Linked DNA regions of Mus musculus: region 2 is linked to region 1. Evidence: chromatin contacts called from ENCODE Hi-C or POLR2A ChIA-PET data. All regions are on one chromosome and are shown on one strand. Each heading gives the region's core, a stretch centred on a gene start or an enhancer-like site at or near the end of the contact. The rest is flanking DNA. Distances are from core to core; before and after follow the strand shown.

The links. A loop is a pair of places that touch in the nucleus more often than their neighbours do. ChIA-PET counts read pairs that join two places held with the same protein, here RNA polymerase II (POLR2A).
Region 2: a map of left cerebral cortex shows a loop between it and region 1 (9-fold over the local background). The contact joins the promoter of Olfr1371 here to the promoter of Hnrnpab in region 1. A Hi-C loop is called at or near these places in 1 of 37 maps with a recorded cell type or tissue (left cerebral cortex). POLR2A ChIA-PET finds 5 or more read pairs at or near these places in 2 of 5 experiments (both embryonic stem cell).

Annotation. Positions count from the first base shown.
Region 1 is chr11:51,603,257-51,609,422 of GRCm38, reverse strand. It overlaps Hnrnpab (heterogeneous nuclear ribonucleoprotein A/B), which reads left to right and starts at 2,542. Exons shown (of 8, transcript NM_001048061.1): 1 at 2,542-2,756; 2 at 2,837-3,083; 3 at 3,794-3,962; 4 at 4,606-4,764; 5 at 4,892-5,023. The coding sequence starts at 2,860. Phykpl (5-phosphohydroxy-L-lysine phospholyase) reads right to left here. Exons shown (of 13, transcript NM_028398.3): 13 at 6,159-6,166.
Region 2 is chr11:52,210,094-52,216,259 of GRCm38, reverse strand. Olfr1371 (olfactory receptor 1371) reads left to right here and starts at 2,273. Exons shown (of 1, transcript NM_207253.1): 1 at 2,273-3,208. The coding sequence starts at 2,273. The coding sequence ends at 3,208.

The sequences.
Region 1 (6,166 bases), core at 1,293-3,792:
TTGAAAGTGATCCTCTGTAAGAGCAATTCATGCTCTTAACAGCTGAGCCATTTCTCCAGCCCCAACATACTCAAAACACACCCAGCTGCTGCCACCCTATCTCCTTTTTCTCCTTTTCTTTCTCCTCCTCTTCCTCTTCTTCCTCCTCCTGCTCCTCACCTCCTCTTCTTCTGAGACAAGGTCTTGCTGTGTAATCCTAGCTGGTCTGGAATTTGCTTCTGTTGATTAGAGAGCTCCATCTGCCTCTGCTTCCCAAGTGCTGTGATTCTGAAAGTCCTACACCAGCACACCCACTGGACTTCACACTCAGCTGTTTTACAAAGGTCCTGGGATGTGTACTCTGGTCCTCATGTTTTCTCTTTACTGACTGAGCTAGCTGCCTAGATTCTGTATTCTTAAATGATTTGAGCCTCATTTCCTGAGTTGTCATCATTGTTTGGGTGGCTTTTCTCATCAACTCTTGTGGCCATAACTCTGGTCCTCATTGCTGTTGGGGGAAGACTAGGGTGGTAATAGAGGAAAATGGTTGTATGTGAGAGGCTTCCTAGCAAGTCAGTGATAGCTAATCTTGTCAGACTGATTGGACAGAGACTTGCCTAGGAAATTAAGGACAATCTGGGCATGAGATACACAGTGAGACCCAGTCCAAACATAAATAAATAAATAAATAAATAAATAAATAAATAAATAAATAAATAAATAAAATCTCTGTGACTTTGAGGTCAGCCCGTACTATAGAATGAGTTCCAGGACAACCAGGACTACACAGAGACGTCCTGTCTTGAAAAACACTCACTTTCTCACCTTTCAGTGCTCAGGAGTCAGAGACACACTGATCTCTGTAAATTTAAAGCCAGCCTTTCCCTACATAGTGAATTCCAGGACAGCCAGGGATGTGTAGAAAGACCTTGTCTCAAAAATAAAATAAAAGCAGGGTGTGATGGCGCACGCCTTTAATCCCAGCACTCGGGAGGCAGAGGCAGGCAGATTTCTAAGTTCGAGGCCAGCCTGGTCTACAGAGTGAGTTCCAGGACAGCCAAGGCTACACAGAGAAACCCTGTCTCGAAAAACCAAAAAAAAAAAAAGTCAAGAGGCAAGAGGTTCTGGATCTGGAGAGGGTTCAGTGGGCCACGTGGGCACAAGCATGAGGACCTGAGTTCAGGACTCCAGTGCCCACAGCTGAACAGGGGAGCACAAATCTAACTTCAGCTTACTCCATCAATGTGGGAGGAGACAGAGAATCTCCAAAGCTTGTGAGACCATTTGCCTGGAGGCCAGCCTGGTCTACAAAGTGAGTTTCAGGACAGCCAGGGCTATACAGAGAAACCCTGTCTCAAAAAAAAAAATCTATATATATCTCTATCTATCTATCTATCTATCTATATCCATCCATCCATTGGATGACTCACACCTTTAATTCCAGCACTTAGAAGGCAGGCAGGCAGTTTTCTGTGACTTCAAGACCAGCCTAGGTCTAAAAATGAAGTTGTGGGCCAGCTAGTTTGTTTAAAGGAAAAAAAAATTATAAAGAACAAAATGGAAAGTGAAGATTGATACCTTGTCTGATTTACACACTCAGGGCATAGAACTTACACTCAACACAAACGTATGCACACATACACAGGAATCATGGCCTAACCCAGGCCTTTAAAGTTTTATGGTCAATGCTTAAAAGAAAACTACCCCTCTTTACCATAACCTCATTTAACAGGGCTATTTTTCCAAAAGCAAGTTGTCAGACTAGGCAGGGTGACACATGTCTGTAATCATATCCTGGGGCTACATGAAAAGACTCTTAATTTTTCCATTTAGGATCATCTAAAAATCAGTGAAATTAAGCTAGGCACAGTGGTGGTGCAGCACATAATTCCAGCACTGAGGGGGTGAAAATGGAGGGTCAAGAGTTCAAGGCCAGTCGGAGGATACCAGACTTGGTCTCAAAAAACACAAAACGGAACCAAAGGAAAGAAATAAAAATTAAAGGCAAAGCTAAACACTAATGCGATATTAAGTATCTATGGGTGTCAAGCAGACACTGGAAATACTACGGTCCAACGTTCACTGCGCCAGGCCTCCATGGATGGCCCCAGCTAGCTCACTGAAGAGGGCAGGAGCCCTGGCATCTCAGGATGCCGAGGTTTAGGAGCAGGCTGTGCTGAAGGCCTCCGATGACCGCAGCACTCCGTAGATTAGAGCACTCCAAGATTAGGCTCCTTTCTCCGGGCGACCTTGGATTTAGGGGACTTCCTCCGGCTCATTCTCCTCTTTTGGGAGGCCGGGGTTGCTAGTGTAGAATAGGATGTAGGGATAGGATGACAGACTGCCGTGTACCCCGGGCAGCTGGGGACATTGGACGTGCTCGCCCGGTGACCGGAACCGTAGACAGTTCTCCGACTCGCGCGCGTTCTAAAATGAGGACAAAGCCCGCCCGGATCTAGAGCGCGCGCGCAGAAGCAGCCAATAAGATGCTAGGACAATGGTGAGTGGCGGTTCGCTTTGCCCAATGAGAGTATCCGTTGTTACGAGGTGGTGCCCGGCTTCGGCATTATAAAGAGCTCCACGAGTTGGCATTGTCAGGCGGTGGCACCGCGCGGGACGGAGTTAAGGTCTTCTTTATCGGCAGTGTACGGCGGCGGCCGAGCGGAGCGATAGTCAGTGGCTGCGGACGAGCCCTCGGGGGTGCGAGCGTGACCGCGGCCAAGCCCGCGCGTCGCCTTCTGCGGCGAGTAGGGCCTCGCGGCGTCATCGGCGGCGAGGTGAGCGGCCCGGCCGCGGGCGGTGGGCGGGAGCTCGGGGAGCGCCGCGGGGCCTGACGCGCTGTCGCCGCTCGTTGCAGTAGCCGCTGCGGCCTGGCCGACCATGTCGGACGCGGCTGAGGAGCAGCCCATGGAGACGACGGGCGCCACCGAGAACGGACACGAGGCCGCCCCCGAAGGCGAGGCCCCGGTCGAGCCCAGCGCGGCTGCCGCGGCCCCCGCGGCCTCGGCCGGGTCTGGGGGCGGGACCACGACCGCACCGAGCGGGAACCAGAACGGCGCGGAGGGCGACCAGATCAACGCCAGCAAGAACGAGGAGGACGCGGGGTAGGTGCGGCCGCGGGCCGCCGCCTTTGTTCTGGGGCCGTCTTTTGTTGGCGCCACGCGGCGGGGGGAGGGGCGGGCGGCCCGCGGAGCTGTGCCTGCCTGGCGCGCTTGCCGCCTGGCCCGGGCGCGGTTACGCGCCTCGGAGTTTGCAGGAGTTTGCGGGGTCGACTGTGAGGCCGATCTGGGCCGCTCGCGCGGTGCTTGGGCTACTTCGGGCCTCGGGGCGGGCGGCCCCGGAAGAGGAAAAGCGGCGGATCGCGAATCGGGCCGCGAGGGCTGCGTCTCTGCTGCGTAGGCGGAGTTGGCGCGCAGCGGGCCGGGCCTAGCCTGCCGCGAGTCGAGGGGCGGAGTTCCAGCCTGAACCCTGGGGCGGTCTTGGCACCGGGAAACCCAGAGTTCCTTGGGGCAGGTACTTGGGAGGCCGTGAGCTCAAGTAGATTCATGAGTGCAGGGCACGCTGATTTTAAACTCGTGAGGGGTCATGGGTCACATTCTTGTCCCGTATGTACCGTGTGTGGCTGTACAGTCTCGTTCAGCTGTGAGTTCCAGTTGAGTCGAGATTGCAGAGCGACGCAAGGGTTAACTTGAAAGGGGGCACCATCTCAGACTGGTCCATGGGACTGTGGCTCCATAAGCCCTTCCCCAGCCAGGAAAAGTGTCAGAATTCTTTTACAGCTTCTAAGGTTTGTGGTCTTGTCTCTCACTTGCAGAAAAATGTTCGTTGGTGGTCTGAGCTGGGATACCAGCAAAAAAGACTTAAAGGATTATTTTACTAAGTTTGGAGAGGTTGTTGACTGTACAATAAAAATGGATCCCAACACTGGACGATCAAGAGGGTTTGGGTTTATTCTCTTCAAAGATTCTTCTAGTGTGGAAAAGGTAAGCTGGGTATTTGACAGCAATCTACTAGGATTCTGAATCCTAAGGAACTCAGGCATTGCAGTGTTGAGGTGATTGCCACGAGTGAGCTTAGAGTCGTTTTGAGGGATAGTACAGATTGAGTGATTCTGGGCGATTGCAATTCTACTATAAAAAGCTTACTGAGAAGCCTGCAGGAGGGTAGGGAGCTGGGCAGGAACTAGAGAGCTGCCTTTTCAGCCTTCCTTTACTAACTCTATTGTGCCAATTCATGGGCTTGGTGTTAAATGCTGCACTGTAGGGATTAAAGTCTGAGATTGCTATGAGGATAGGTGTGATTTTTTTTTTTTTTTTTTTGCTTTTGTTGTTATTTAAATCCAAGTACATAGGGATGGCATCCTAAATCTCAGAGAAAGTGAAGGTGCATGCCTTTATAGGGTAGAGAGGATTTCAGCACTAGATGTGCTCTTTGTCACTGCTGCTTTGTCTTAAGTTGGGACTACTGTTCAGGACTGGGATACAGGTGTTCAAATGATCATCTATCTGTATGGGAGGTTTGGAAGAACATAGGGCTGGGAACTCCGTCTGGCTTAGCTCCAGAGAGAATTGAGCCCATTTGGTATGTACTTGTGTTTAGACCCTGACACATTTCTGTTTTACACAGGTCTTAGATCAGAAGGAGCACAGGCTGGATGGTCGTGTCATTGACCCTAAAAAGGCTATGGCTATGAAGAAGGACCCTGTGAAGAAAATCTTTGTGGGAGGTCTAAACCCTGAAGCCACAGAGGAAAAGATCAGAGAATACTTCGGCCAGTTTGGGGAGGTGAGGGTGGCTTGTTTCTTCTTGGTCTTTGTTGGTCTTGCCTGGATGCAGTATTAGTGGGGTGTTCTGACCTTTCAGTATTGTTTTGGGTATCAGTTTAAACCTGGGCTTTTGTATGTTTTTACAGATTGAGGCCATTGAGCTTCCAATAGATCCCAAGTTGAACAAAAGACGGGGTTTTGTTTTTATTACATTTAAAGAGGAAGATCCTGTGAAGAAAGTTCTGGAGAAGAAATTTCATACTGTCAGTGGAAGCAAGGTAAGGTGTCAAAACTGTCACCTGCTTTTGGCTCTTGGAGGCATAGATTACATTAGACTACCTGTGAGATCCTTCTAGGTCAGTAAGACCTTAGGTTTCTCTACAGCACACAATGCTGATTGAAATAGATGGATGGTCTGGCCCTTAAATGCTGGACTGGAAACAGCTGGCTCTTCAGGAGGACTCTGGTCCTTCTCTAACACCCACAAGAGGCTCACAACCACCTGTATTACAACCTAGAACCACGCACTTTTCAACGGACCTGATGCTCTTTGGTGGCTTCTGTAGGCACCATATACTATACTTACAAGGACCATTAATAAAAATGAAAACAGCAGGTGTATAGGAGGCAAAGAGGAAGCCTGGTTTCTGTGAATAGAGCTGTTGACTAGATGCTTCAGTGTTAGAGGTTATGAGACTTGCAGTGGTCTTTTTTTGTTTCTGTGTAGCCCTGGCTGTCCTGGAACTCACACTGTAGATCAGGTTGGCCTCAAACTCAGAAATCCGCCTGCCTCTGCCTCCCAAGTGCAGTGGTCAGTTTTCTGGAACTTAGTAATTAATAGGTTTCTATACTGATAAGTTTTTCTTGATTCAGAGGAAGCTTTGCTGCTGTAGTCAACTCTATTTTAGGCAAAGACCTAAAAGCTTCCTGGGATCCTGCAAATGGAGTGTCATCCCCCCCCCCTCCCCAACAGGGTTTCTCTGTATAACCCTGGCTGTCCTGGAACTCACTTTGTAGACCAGGCTGGTCTTGAACTCAGAAATCCGCTGCCTGTCTCTGCCTCCTGAGTGCTGGGATTAGAGGTGTGCGCCACTACGCCGGCTCAGGAGTCATGTTTAGTGGAGTGGTACATTAGTGGAGTAATAGAATTGAAGGTGTGGCTGGCTGTGGCTGAGTGGAGCTTACTAGAGAACTGGCAGCCCACTGAGCTCGGGTGGGGTTCCAGAAAGATTCTTTGCCATTGTTTTTGGGAGTTTTAAAAAGCTTGGGTTGGATTAAATAAAGCAGGCAGTTGGGTGGGGCAATTTTAGTTATTCTAGTGAGCAGTGCCTTTTTGTGTGTGTACCCTAATGTGAAGTAGTAGGAGAGCTTTGAGCCTCTATGGTAGTGAAAACTGCTGATGGGTCTTAGAAGTAAATACT
Region 2 (6,166 bases), core at 1,024-3,523, 610 kb before region 1:
AGTGTGAGAGCCACCGGGGTAAAAGAGCATACCAGACGCTCAATGCAATTTTAAAACTGACAGAAATAAAGGAATTCAGCTAAAATTTAAGTACAAATACAACATAAAAATAAATTATGTTCCTAAAGAAAACCATGAGGAAAGGAAAGGATTCCACTGACAATAGTAATAAAATAAATACAACACGTAAGAAGAAACTTAACTAAGGAAATCAAAGAGCCCTACATTGAACACCTAAAATCTTGTAATTTGTTTAGCTTTTAGCATGACAATCTCTAAAGAAAAGGAATTTTTAATGTTTGCCATATTTCCTTAGCTTATCCAAATGCTCTTGTAGTTCAGGATTCTTTGTTAAAAAATAAATTATTGGGTAGGAAAGGTGGTTCAGCAGTTTTCATCGCTCTTGCAAAGGACCCACATAAAGGTCCCAGCACCCACATGGCAGCTCACAGCCATGAGCAGCTCCAGTTCTAGAGGATCTGACACCTTCTTCTGGCCTCTGTGGGCACCAGGAATGTTCCATGGACACACATATAGGCAAACACTCACATGCATACATTGTTTTTTTTAAAAAAAAGCTAAAGTATTTGTCACAGTTTATAGAAGATTAAATGTCTCACTCAAGAAAATGCATTTAAGATCCACGTGTCATGAAAAAGCGACATGAGTTCATCACTTCTTGTGACATTAAAGAAGGCATTAGTATGCATTCTCACGCTGTTTCCTATTTCCAAGGAGGTTGGATCCCAAATGGAAAAAAAAATTCAAAGGCACTCTTGTGACAAAATATAAAAAGAAAAAATGTTTAGCTGCAAGAGCAACAAACTATTGAGATTCATCAAAAAGAATATACATTGTTGCGGCCGCCAGCAGCTGGCAACATGAATGGTTCGACTGAGAAGGCCACTCGAGCTGTAAGAGAGGAATCTAGACGGGGCGAAAGAAGAAACGGAGCTAAGACAAATTCATTCTGATCAAAGCTCAAATTTTATTGTTGCGACACTAGTTATAAAGGAAGGGGGAGGGGACCCGACTCCCGCCGAATAATCTCTGGTCCAGTAGAAAGGTGCACGTGTGTGGCTCCGCAGGTTCTAGCAGTGGGCGTGGCAGAACGAATGAGCAAGAAGCTCCACCCCTGAGCAAGCAGGTTTCAGGCTGGGGGAGGGGAGACTACAATACATGTTTCTTCCCAGAAGAAATTCATATGGTACTTAGTTTTTTGGGACAGATGGAAGCAAGTCAAGGTTCCAAGAATTGGTTTATTTACCACATTTATCAATCAAGAGATGGAAAGTAAAAACCCAGAGGCTGCAAACTCAGACAGATTACTTCTTTGATCCAAAGTCCTGAAAGAGATTGTCTCAGAGACTAGAAAAGGAAGTCAAAACAACACAGAACTCTAACACTTACAACCCTCTCTCTCTCTCTCTCTCTCTCACACACACACACACACACACACACACACACACACTAGATTATTGATAAAGGTTCTACATTACTGCTTTTGGATCCTGATGTCCATGCCACAAGGATCACAGTACATCACCTCTCCTTTCAGATGATGAAGGATCATATCCAGAGAACTGACCAGAGACCCGAGCCTGGAAAAAGTCATAGAACAAACAAGCAACAAGAATTAGTTGAATCTGAGGTCACACCACTGTCAACTTAGTTACATCCAGGCTAAAGAAGACTAGATAGGTAGATAGATAGATAGATAGATAGATAGATAGATAGATAGACAGACAGAGATGGTAGATAGAGAGTAGATAGGTAGATAGGAGATAGATAGATGATAGATAGATGGATGATAGATAGACAGATAGATAGATAGATAGATGATAGATAGATAGATAGATAGATAGATGATAGATGATAGGTAAATAGATAGATGATAGATAGATAGATAGATGATAGATAAATAGATAGATGATAGATAAATAGATAGATGATAGATAGATAGATAGATAGATAGATAGATAGATAGAAAGATAAATATAAAAACAACTGAAGAAAAATGAAGGTCATTAATTTGAAAGAGAACAAGAGATTTTTTTGGACTGGAGGGTTCAGAGAGGAAATGGAAGAATCAACAGGATTGAGTAGAGTAGCAACTCAAAATGTGAGATTTTGGTGCATTTAAGAATAATAATTACAGCATGTGGGTGCTGGGAACTTTATGTGGGTCCTCTGCAATTTATTTATGTGGGTCCTCTGCTATTTATTCCATAAATAGCATTGAGTTGTCTTCTGTTTGCACAGGTGGAAGACTATGGAAAATTTGAACACCAGTTCAGAAGAGGGCTTCATTTTGGTGGTCTTCTCAGACTGGCCTCACCTAGAACCCATCCTTTTTGCTTTCATTTCTATTTTCTACTCTCTGACTCTCTTTGGCAACACCGTGATCATCATTCTGTCTCAACTGGACCTCTGCCTGCACACACCCATGTACTACTTTCTCTGCCACCTCTCCTTCCTGGACCTCTGCTACACTGCCAGCACTGTGCCCCAGCTTCTGGTCAACCTCTCTGGACTTGACAGGACCATCAGCTTTGGAAGGTGTGTGGCCCAGCTCTGCATAGTGCTCTCACTGGGAGGAACTGAGTGTGTGCTTTTGGTGGCAATGGCTATAGATCGCTATGCTGCTGTGTGTCGCCCACTCCACTACACAACCATTATGCACCCTGTTCTCTGCAGAGCATTGGTTGTATTCTCCTGGGTAGGGGGCCTTGTGAACTCTCTGATCCAGACAAGCCTTGTGATGGCCATGCCTCTGTGTGGACACCAACTGAATCACTTCTTCTGTGAGCTACCTGTTCTCCTGAAGATGGCCTGTGAGGACACAGGAGGCACAGAGGTCAATTTGTTTGTGGCCCGGGTCATAATCTTAGTGTGTCCTTTACTGCTAATTCTAGGCTCCTATGCTCACATTGCCAGGGCAGTGCTGAACATCAGGTCAATGGCTGGTCGCAGAAAGGCTTTTGGGACGTGTGCATCTCATCTCATTGTGGTTGCCATGTTTTATGGCTCAGGTATCTCCACATACCTCCAACCTGTCCACAGGTATTCTGAGAAGGAGGGGAAATTTCTTGCCCTTTTTTATACTATCATCACCCCCATGCTCAACCCTCTGATCTATACGCTGAGGAACAAGGATGTGAAAGGAGCGCTGTGGAAGGTGCTAGGCAGGAGCACAGACTCAGCATAGAAGGGGGAAAGGGAGCAATAAAGTGTTGCATAATAACACTCATATTCTGAAACACATACTGTCCTTTAAAACCAAGGGCTTTTTAATCACCCTTCCTCAAACCTTATAGTTCCATCTCCTGTCTTGACTGGAAGGTGAGAGTGATGAACTCATGACAATTATCCTAGCATCGTGTTTAAAGGCATTGTGCAGCGTGTTGATTCCTATCTTAACTTTGCAAAGGAAGGAGTTTGAGAGTAAGATACAGTGATCCTTCTAGAGAGAATGCACATGGATTCTAGGCACAGCTGATAGTGAAAGAAGATCAAATTCAGAATAGCAGCATTTTCACAAATTGTCATTCAGGGTGTCATGCCATGCACATGGTGATGTGCCAGACTGTCATAAGTATTCTCATATGCTCTCTAAGTAAGTATGACCCTGGCCATATCCACTCATATCTCATGACCCGTTTCTACTGTCTTTTATGGTGGCTATTCCTCTAAAATATATGTGTCAATTAAGGAAAGCATGAGCAGTGGTACTCCATGAAGTATGTCAAGGTTCAGATGGGATATCGTTTTAATTACTTAGAAAAAAGGCAGAAGCATCAGGATGGTGTAGAATGAAAAGAGAGAGGCAATAGCATCTCTTCAGCTACACCATGAACTGCTGTCGGGCTACATAGTGATACAGAAGGCATTTTCTCCTCAATCCTCCATGTTTAATCATTTTTCTTCACAGTAGAGATAAGTGTCAATCAGATGTCCACTGGTGGTTGAATAGACAAAGAAAATGTGGTTCCTATATGCAATAAAATGCTGACATTTCAGAGAATGAAGTCCTTTTATAGTCAGCGATGTGGTTAGAATTGGATGCTATAGTAAGTGAAATATGCAAGACAGAGAAAGTCAAACAACAGGGCTTCTTATTCATACAGTGACACAACACTGATGTCATAGAAGTAGTGGATTGGGCACTGGTCACTGGAGGCCTGGGGATAAGAGTGACATGGGACAGGAACTAGTTCACTAATAGGTACCAAAATTCACTTATATGGGAGAAGACATTCTCATCTTCTATGTCCCAGAAATAAGACTACGTTTCAAAATCCATTGTATATTTCAAAATTATGAAATAGAAGAGTCTCAACACAGAAATAACAAAAAATTTAAGTCCATAGAAATCCAAATTACTCTGATTTGATGATTTCATGTAGCATGGATGTACATCATCATATATACATTTCAAATAAAAGTAAAACTAGTGACGTATATATACAAAAATTACTTACCATGTGAAAAGAAAGAGGATAGAAAAAAGTCAAACAAAAACAATACACCTAAAGAGATGATATAAGAAGAAAAATTATAACAAAATAGTAGCATGGGAGGGAAGAGAGAAAAAAAGAGGAAGAGAGAAAAAGCAGGAAATTATATATATATATGTGTGTGTGTGTGTGTATGTGTGTATGTACACATGTGTATACATGCATATGTGGATATATATGTGTACATATAGACATACATGCATACACACATGTGCATATACATGTGTACATACATGTGTATATGTATACATGTATATGTGCATATATAAATATATATGTATATGTGACATATATGTATATAAGATTATGTATATATGTATATATACACACACACACACACACATGGGGGAGACAGAATACTCTAGTGACAGTCATTTCTAGTGTCAGTTATATAAAGTCCAAATAATTTTTAGCTAAAGGACTTTTTTAAAAGAAGGTGATGTTTCCAAGTATCATCTCACACATGGATTTAAAGATATAATACACAGGTGTGGATACTGGAGACAGAACAAGAGTGTAAGAAGGATCTCTCCATCGTCATTGTCTCATGGTTAGAAAATTATTCATAGAACAAATGGTTGTTAATACTTCGTAACAACTGCAGAAGCCAGATGAAGGTACACAGTGCCTAGGTTTAGTATAATGGATGATTAAAGAAAAGAAGAGACAGACAGACAGACAGAGACAGACAGTCACAGACACAGACAGCACACATGAAGTTCAGTGGGTAGAGAGATGGGAAGCATCTGGGACAAACTGAGGGGAACATGACCAAAATATACTGTGAAAAATATTATTTTTTAAAAAGGGATGCATCAAGAAAGCAGGATGGAAAGTGTTGTCCATGGACCTTTGCTCCTAACTGCAAGCAGCACAGGCAAAGATGGTTTCCACCTAGAGGGAAGAGAAAGAATTAAATCCAGTCCTTAGCCTAGAAACCCAGGACAGAGCCACCAAGGTGAAGCTTGGTGCTGTTTGGAGCCCTGTGACCCTTGCATCTCCAGAAAAAGCCCAGAGCTACATTAGCACAATGAGTGGGGGACGTTGCCGTACACCTCCTAATCTTCAACAACAGAGGCATGACAAGACCCTGCCTGCTGGGCATAGAAGCTGCATTTGGCTTTGGAGCTCAGTGCAGGGCTATCATGGTGAATCAACACCAAGAAGATATCAAAGGTCCCTCTTAAGCAAGCAGTGCTCTGCAGGAGAGCTTTTGACCTGCCCCCAAATCAGGCAGATATGTACACAACTGTAATAAAAAGTCAAGCACTAGCTTGCATTCATAGCCTTGAGTGTGCCTCTACCCTGGACTACACAGGACTTGGTTATTATAAGACTTGGGCGGGCCTAGGTTAGCATCAGCCTTGGCAGGAACTGTTTCCACCACCCTCCTGCCAGCATACTGCAGCCCAGCTAAAAACTTGGACTCCATCAGATGGAGCTATAGACTTATCTCAGTGATACGTAGAAACCTGTGCCAATATGGGACAGATTCATAGTTTGACCTGCAGTGACATCAGCTGAGATATGGGTCTAGGCGCCCTCCTAGCACACTAGAAATGAGGATGGATAAAGACACTTCCAGACTCTCAGAAGTTGACTAAATATAGCTCCACACAACTTTCCTATATAAATGCTGAAAGTTCTCT